Linked DNA regions of Mus musculus: regions 1 and 3 are each linked to region 2. The links are chromatin contacts, found by Hi-C or POLR2A ChIA-PET in ENCODE. All regions are on one chromosome and are shown on one strand. Each heading gives the region's core, a stretch centred on a gene start or an enhancer-like site at or near the end of the contact. The rest is flanking DNA. Distances are from core to core; before and after follow the strand shown.

Region 1 (2,700 bases), core at 9-2,508, 48 kb before region 2:
CACTGACAACCATACATTAATATTCTTGCTTTGATAAACTAAGCTTCCAGTCAAACTGTCAAATACAACTTCAGGACTCCCTGCAACAAAACGCCCAGTTTGCTATCTTAAGAAACTGTCTTCTTTCCTTTGGCTTACAGTCTACACCATAGAAAATTGAATATAATACAAAACAATTTACTATCTATCCCAGAAGGCTACAGAAAACTGAACCACTGTTAGGATTTAATAATACAGCTTTAATTTCTTGGGCACTTTTGATCATATAAATATATAAATCTTAACAAGGAAACACTGTTCACTGTAATAAAGGCCATAAAAATAACAGCTCTGCCGTATTGCACCGATAAATTAATTCAGTTGGCTTCCCCAGGTCCCCACCAAAGAGCTTTCGAATCCGAACTGGAAGACATAGAGACCTACACTCTTGGCATCGAATACTGACGATGTCAAGTCGTTTGCAGAAAATAAACTTTAACCTTTCACATCCCGGCATCACATACGCCAGTTCACAGGATTTCTTAACACTTGGGACAAGAGTCTCGCTGGAGTCCTCATGCGGTGGAGGCGCACACGCTCAGAGCTGCGGTCTGTCACCGCAGCCAGGGAAGTGGTCCTCGGTCCGAAACAGGACTGGCGGCTCGTACGCCGCGCGCTGGGGCCCGCTGGGCGCCGACCTGAAGAGAGCGGGGACGCTGATGGTATGCAGCAGCCTCCGGAAGGCCCGCGGGAAGGTCCCCAGCTCGGCTTCGGCCTTGGCGACCTGCTCCTCCATCCTGGCCACGCTGCTCCCGATCATCCGCACGAAGGCCTCCAGCTTGTCGATCCGGCCGTAGATGCGCCTCATCTCGGCCGCCTTAGCGTGGATCCGGGGCACGCCCTCGCCCACCACATGCGACGAGTCCCCGCGGATCATGTCCAGCATGCCCACGAACTCGTCCACCTTGGCCAGCAGCTCCTCCAGGCTGGCGTCCAGCGCCTCCACCTCTGGCCTCGGTCCCGCGCTGGGCAGCAGGCTGGAGGCGTAGCCCGAGGCGGCGCGGCGCAGCAGCGGCAGGTCGCGGCCCGGCGCGTCCTCGGGGCCGTCATCGTCCCACGGCCCGGACGCGCTGCTGTGGCTCTGCGAGACGTGGCCGCTGTCCCCGCTCCACGCGGCGCCCAACGGCTCGGCCTCCTCGGTAGAGACCTCTCGAGACAGGGTTCCGACGGCGGGTCCTTCCTCCATGGCCCGCTCGGCCGCTTCCGGTGCTGAGCGATTGCGTTACGGTCTGAGATGCCTGCTTCCGGCGCCTCCTAAAGACGTCACGCCCCTAACAAGTAGCCAAGCCTACTATCCACATGCCCAGAGAGCCCGCAGTGCTTCTGGCTGGCTTGTCGGTGCGTTCGTAGTGTGTGCCAGCAGAGTTTGCACAAGTTAGTAATCCAAAGAGGGTGACAGACGATTAGAGGATAGATAGAAAGATGGGTAGATGGCAGATAGATAATAGATGACAAATAGATTAGACCAGTGGCACAGGCCTTTGGTAGCAACACTCAGGAGTCAGAGGCAGACAAATCTCTTAAATTCAAGGCCAGCCTGGCCAGTTTCACGCCACCAAGGGTCCTGTAGTGAGGCTCTGTCTCAGACAGACAGACAGATCAATAGATAATGGAATGATAGGTAGATTGGTGGTAAATTGACAAATGATAGTGTCAGAGAAATACATTGAAGCAGAGCTGAGGCTGTCCATACCGTCACAGCAGGTTACCTCTGTTGCTCCACCTGCCCTGTAGCCAGCCAAGGCTAAATCTCCGTAGATGGAAGGATATTCCAAAGCCCTGTCTAGGAACTGGGGGACTCCAGGTGTTTGAGCTCAAGAATAATACAAAGAACTTCTCATTTTTATTATTAAAGGAAGCAAAATATGAGGTGACATTTATGATTAGTTTTAGCAAATACAAGTACAGAAAATATACCTGGTGTTATCATCTTTGGTCTTGTGAAAAGAGCCAAGAATATCCCTCCTATTTGTCTTTCCCACAGAGATAACGGGGACATGCCAGGGCATTTCCTGCACGTCCTTGCGTATCCTCTTATCACAGTTTATGTAATTCTTTCTAGAAGGCCACCTTGTGGGAAGAACATCCCACACAATGGCCTATCCGTAGTTCACAGTAAGTTCACAGCTCTCTTAGACTTGTTCCCACATCTATCCACTGTGTAGTACCCACCAGCACCCATGTGAGGCTCCAGCCTGCCTCTTTTCCCTTACCAGCGATAGCAAAATAAACTGTAAGCAAAAGCAAGAACAGTGGAACACAAAAGTCAACCTAACGAGTGGTCATCTCAGCCTCCTCACAAAAGAAGTACTCTCACCCAAGCATGGATTCCATCACAATGCTACCAGAAAAACAAACAAACAAACACAAAAACAAGGTAGGAATAAATTCTTAATATTCATAGAAACATCCAAGGTGGCGTCTCTGAGACCCATGCAGTCTGGCAGGTCCTTGGGAAACTTAGGGCCTTATTCTTCAACATTGTCAAGTGAAGACAGGCATAAAGTAGAGATGCCCTTGTCTTGATGGGATTTGTAGTGGGTATTTTGTCCAAATGGCCTGGACCCCATTGTCAGGAGACGTAAACCAGATCCCCAATAGGGAACAGTTAGGAAAAGTGTTGGCTGTTTACTATTGACATACTCATACACAGGCAGGTAC
Region 2 (2,777 bases), core at 158-2,657:
AACAATACTATCCTCCGACCCTTCTCCCAGGTCATCAGTCCTAGCCATGTAAGGCCCATCCACTGTCCCGGATGAAGTCTGGTCTCTTCTGCCATTGCTGCATGGAGTCTTCGAGAATTAACACAGCTCCTTCAGAACTTTCAGAGGCGGTGAGCTTCAACTCTGAGTCTCAAGTGTCACAGAGATTCAAAGTTCAGGGAGCTATCAGGTCACCCAAGAAAGAGCAAAGCACCTCAAAATTTAGGAACAACAACCAAAGGCCAGGAATGAACGTTATTCAACTGCCACAGGGCTTACAATCTAGGCCCTAATTCCCGTATGTGAGCGCATTTTCCAAATCAAAGTTATTTCCCCCAAACAAACAAAAAAAAGGAACCACCGAATAATCAAAAACTCATATCGAGGTCGTCAACCGCAGACCATAGCAGAAACGTAGTGTCAGTGAGAAACAGAGGGAAGACAGAGGGGAAAAGAAAAAAAAATAAGAAGGAGATAAAAAAAAAAAAAAAGGAAAACAAAAGGCTCTCTGGTTTCAGCTTCTCCAGGGTGTCATGTCAGCCAATCGCCATCACTCAACCAGAATCCATTGGCTGGAAACCTAAGGCACGGGCGGGAGAGATTCATCACCGAGAGGTTAATCACGCTGTCCGGACAGCAAAGCAAATACCCGGCCCCCTTCTGGACGCTGTCTCACTTAGGGCCCCATGCTCTCCAGCACCATCTGGAAACTTCCACGGTCTCCCCGCCGACGATTTGCTATTACTCCTTCCCCAGGGGGGGCCTAGTTTACTCCCGAGGCGACAAGCCAGCCTCCTCCCCCACCGTCGCCCACGCCCCGCCAGGCTCCCGCCCTTACCGCGGCCGGCTCCTCACGAAGACTCGCTCTTCTCTATCCGCCGCACGAGCTGCACCAGCATCTCGGCCATCTTCGCCATCTCCTGCGCCTTCTCGTCGGCCTTCTCCGCCCGGGGGCCGCGGGGCTCGGCGCCGCCGGCACCCTGCAGGTGGTTGAGGGCGCTCTCCTCGGAGGCCTCGACCTGCGTCTTGATCTGGATCAGCATATTGTCCATCTCCCACAGCTTGCCCCGGTTGCGCGCCGGCGCGCGCCCGCGCTCGCGCGTCAGCGACGCGATGTCCTCGCGCATCTCGTGGATGACGGGCAGCAGAAACTGCTCGAAGTCCTCCTCGGGCTCCAGCACCTCCACCTCCTCGGGCTCCGCCAGCTCCACCGCGTCCAGGGGCCGCATCGCCGCTGCTCTGCTCGTCTGCACGACCCTCACGGACGGAGCTCGGGCCGAGTCCTCAAAACTTCCGCCGCCGGTCCAACTTTCCGCCTCGGAGAAGCCACGGAGACGAGTGACTGCCGAGCGGGCGAGCGACGAACAAAATGGAGTCTCAACCGTCAACCAGCGCTCGGCGCTTTGCGACCCCTTTCACGACACCTCCGCGCCCCCTCTTTACGGCCGCGCTGAAAGGGGCGGGCGCGCTCGCGTCCACGAAGGGGCGGGGCGAGCGCCTCTGCGGCCGCGCGCTGACATTAGGTCGGCCTCCCTTTCGCAGCTTTTGCAGCTGCTCTGGGTGATGCGAAGTTCGTCCCTTCCTGTATCTTATTCCGATTTTATTTATTTACTTTTTGAAACAGGACCTCACGCTGTAGCCAAGGCTGGCCTGGAACTCAATTATTTGGCTTAAACTGATCTTGAACTCTAGGCAGTCCTCTTGCCGTAGCTTCCCGTGTCGCAGGTGTGAGCCACCGCACCCGACAAGTTTACTTTTAAAAAAGAAAAAGAGCCCGCCTTTAATTCCAGCACCTGGGAGGTAGAGGCGGCAGGCAGACCGATCCTTGAGTTTGAGGTCATCCTGGTGTACATAGTGAGTTCAGTACATAGACCCTGTTTCAAAACAAATCAAAACCACCAAACAAACAACAACAACAACAACAAAAACAGTTTTTCGAAACTGGGGAAAGAGGAATCTTGGAAAGCCATGTGTGGACAGTCATCCTGCTCATAGCTCCGCCCCTTTGGTTAGTTTAAGTGAATTATCATATCTTGATTGACGGAGTGGCTGGGTGTGTTTTTACCTGACAGAGCTCCTGGCTTCCTAAGGTGAAACTATTGTCTGATGCTTTCTGAGGCCCCAGGTCACATTCAGTTGGTGATCACTTGCTGTGGAAAGGACAGAAGTTGGCTCAGACGACTACATTTGCGTAACTGTTACTCAACCAACACTGAACTTTAAGGGGAGATGCCGAATTCTTAGTCTACGATCAGACAGTACTTTCTCAGGAATCTAAACTATGTATCTCACTGGTTTTCTAACCACAAGTCGTGAAACCATTTTGCAAAAACCAACCATAGGCATATATAAAGTGCATATCTTTAATTGGACTCTACACTCAGTGGCTTTTGTTTAAAAATAATCCAGGGTAAGAACATGAATAAGCAAATGGTTCAGAGGACAATGGGATACTGTTGCACACTGCATCAGGATACTTAGACTGCAGAACCCTGACATGGGGAAAGGCTGGTATACATTGATCCCAGGAAATTCTCTTCTTTCTCTCCCTCTCGCTACTACTCTCCCTTCCCCTCCCTCACCCTCTCACTCTGCCCCTCCCTCCCGTCTTAATTGGTGGGAATGTGATCTCTATGGCTAAGACAGCTTCTACTGTACAACCCAGCAAATTAGTTGAACCCATGAATCCACCCAAAACCCTGCACATGGATTGTACCCATTAGTGATTCCCTCTGAGTTACCAATAATGTATCAGTGTC
Region 3 (2,835 bases), core at 152-2,651, 34 kb after region 2:
CTGTCACAGAGCCACAGGGGTTCCAAACACGGCCAGCCAGGGGCAGGGGAGAGTCAGTGTGTGCAGATAGGGGAGGGGACAAAGTTCACCTGGGTGTTGATTAAGCACCAATTCCTGTTGCCTTTTGGGAGAAATGCTAGCCTAGCTTAGGGGTATGTCCGGTCCCCTACCAAGAACAGACAGAAAGATGACGTCACCCTGTCTATGGGCAGTGGCCCTGACCACAAGCCTAGTTTTTGTTGTTGTTGTTGTTTTGTCTTTACAGCTAGCATGTTCCTGAGCACATCTGGAACTCCCTATCTAGTCTCCTCCTGGAACTTTCCTCTCACACTTCGGATACCTTAGGGACCCATGTCCTGACACTCCTGTCCCCACCTTACCTGCTGTTTCTGCTGCTCAGAGGCCACACCGTCCCACCACAGCCGGAAGAACTCCTGCTCCACGGCGATGAAGCGCCGCTGCCCTCCGCGGACCAGTTCCGCCACCACGGTAGTGTAGACATTGGCTGCATAGGCTCTCATGCTTTCCTGGGGAGGCAGAAGCCATCACAACAGCCCCAAGGGTGGTGATGAGTCCAAAGGACCAAAGAGAAGTACAAGAGACCAAGTACCCTGGTGCCTAACACCTCCAGTGTACTCAGACCTAGGGGTATGTGGCAGGAATCACCACTTTCTCTTTATAGACAAGGAACCTGAGCCAGTGGACAGAAAGCCTCTCCCTGCCCGCTCTGTCCAAGGTCTTGAACAGAAAGAACCTCGAGGTTACAGGCCCCATACCAAGCTTATCTGGCTGGGTAGGAGTGTGAAGAGGAAGCTGAACTGGCTAGCCCTCATGTCAGCACCACAGAGGGCCAGCCCAGTTGCCTGTAGTCAGCTGACATCCACCTGCTTGGAAACCTACCCCACCCAAGGTACTCCAGGCTTATTCCTGAGACTGGCTACCTGTCAATCCACACTTTGGGGACACACTCCTCTGCCTTAACTTTTGCAGGGACCGTCTAATAAGATAGATGCCATCAGGACTCCGAGGCAGGAAGTGGCCAGCCCGAGGCTGAGGCTCAGACTGCAGGGGATCAGGCTGGGGGGTGGGGTGGGGTGCTGCAGCCCAGGTCGCCTCTCTTCCCGGCTGGGTCGGGTGCACTCCGCAGGAGGCAGTTACTGTGCAAGGAGCTCAGGAACGCTCCAACTTACCTGGACCGTGAAGACCCAGCCCACGTCCATGTGACTGTGGGGCACCACGAAGGCCCGGATCGGGCCGGCGGGCTGAGCTGCCCGCGGCCACAACAGCAACAGCTGGCCGAGTAGCGGCAGCCAGCGCAGCGGCCCCATTGCTGGGCAGTGGGACGCTGCCAGGGCAGCGGGTCCTGGGTAGAGCGGTCCACTTCCGGGTCCGGGACCCGCGGCGCCGCCTGTCGGCAGGAATGCGCGAGCGCTGCCAGCCACGGGCAGGGCACGAGCTTTGTGTGGTACGGCGCCCCTTGTCGGCTAGAGTGTGTATTGCAGCTTTCGTCCCTATATGGTGGTCTTGCAGCTCAAGGCCACTACCTCCAGACTTGGAGACCGCTGTTGTCTACACAGAGGGAAACCTTCCAGGATAACACGCTCTCCGACGCAGACCTCTAGCCTCAGGGTGGCTTGACTTGAAATTTTTTAGTTCATTTTAAGGAAGCGAAACTGGCTTTTTACAGACACAGCGACGAAAGGGTCAGGGTTGGTAGGTTCAGAATCAAATCTGGGGTCTTGGATGGTGAGCTGGGGCAGATGTTTAATCTCTTTGATCCCCATAAAATGGGATGTGATAATAGAGGAGGCATGAGTTGCTAGGGACATGGGATCTAAATGAATGAAGTCCCCATCTCTCAGCCAATTAAAACTGGTGACTTTACAATTGGTAAGAGAGCAGTTCCCTGAATCACCTCTGTAGCTCCTCCGTGGCCAGCAGGTGGTCTATAGTTTGGGGTTTTCTGGGCTGTGGTGGGGCCAGAGGTGTGACTCTGACTAGCCTGTTTTGTCACTTGCCCTTCAGCAAATGCGACCAAAACCCAAGCTGTTCTTTGAGCAAGCTCAGATCCCTCTCTATCCTGTCCACGGACCTGAGACCTCTAGATTCCACAAGAGGTCAGACCTTTCCATGAAGAAGTGGGCAGCCATTTACCAACTTGTGCGGCCACCGCTTTAGGACTCAGGTGGACTACATTTCCCAGCCTCCTTTGCATGACAAATGTTAGCCAATGGGATGTGGACCACCACAAGGGTTCTATGGATGGGACCTGGGTCCACTAGAAGAGCAACCAGCGCTGTCAACTGCTATGCCATCTCTCCAGCCCAATCATAGCTTCTTAAATTATGTGTGTTGTGACCACATATGTGGGGCTGCAAAAATTTTGGCAACGGTAAAGTTTTCGAATGTCTAGTAACACACTCAAACCTAAAGAATCGGAGGTATTTCTGGCGGTGCTCACTCATGGTACTTCAGATGATGTCACTGCCACCTTGGATCTGAACACATGGCACTAGCGCTTTGCACTGTGAAGGCTGACACTCTATGCAGCAAACACCACCCAGAACATTTTGGTTCAGATATGCTGTGAATTGCGTTGTTTTTCAGCAAATAGACAACATCTATGCTGTTACAGAAACAATGGTTTACTCTCAAAAACAAATATTTAATATTTTCCTTCCATAATTTCTCAACATATGAGCATCACATTAGTGTATGTTTGGATTGTCGTAAGCTAGAATGTTGTACCGTGTTTTATTTTTTGTGTGGTGTATGTACATGCTGTGTGCATGTGTGTGGAAGTCAGAGGTTGATGCTGAGTATCTTCCTATATCA

The links. A loop is a pair of places that touch in the nucleus more often than their neighbours do. ChIA-PET counts read pairs that join two places held with the same protein, here RNA polymerase II (POLR2A).
Region 1: a map of heart shows a loop between it and region 2 (2.1-fold over the local background). The contact joins the promoter of Bloc1s4 here to the promoter of Mrfap1 in region 2. A Hi-C loop is called at or near these places in 9 of 37 maps with a recorded cell type or tissue (CH12.LX, Patski, T-helper 2 cell and 4 more). POLR2A ChIA-PET finds 5 or more read pairs at or near these places in 3 of 5 experiments (Patski and embryonic stem cell).
Region 3: POLR2A ChIA-PET joins it to region 2 with 14 read pairs in Patski. The contact joins the promoter of Man2b2 here to the promoter of Mrfap1 in region 2. POLR2A ChIA-PET finds 5 or more read pairs at or near these places in 3 of 5 experiments (Patski and embryonic stem cell).

The regions. Positions count from the first base shown.
Region 1 is chr5:36,747,421-36,750,120 of GRCm38, forward strand. It overlaps Bloc1s4 (biogenesis of lysosomal organelles complex-1, subunit 4, cappuccino), which reads right to left and starts at 1,259. Exons shown (of 1, transcript NM_133724.3): 1 at 1-1,259. The coding sequence starts at 1,225. The coding sequence ends at 578.
Region 2 is chr5:36,795,347-36,798,123 of GRCm38, forward strand. It overlaps Mrfap1 (Morf4 family associated protein 1), which reads right to left and starts at 1,408. Exons shown (of 2, transcript NM_026242.3): 1 at 857-1,408; 2 at 1-598. The coding sequence starts at 1,247. The coding sequence ends at 870.
Region 3 is chr5:36,829,248-36,832,082 of GRCm38, forward strand. It overlaps Man2b2 (mannosidase 2, alpha B2), which reads right to left and starts at 1,402. Exons shown (of 19, transcript NM_008550.2): 1 at 1,191-1,402; 2 at 381-527. The coding sequence starts at 1,328.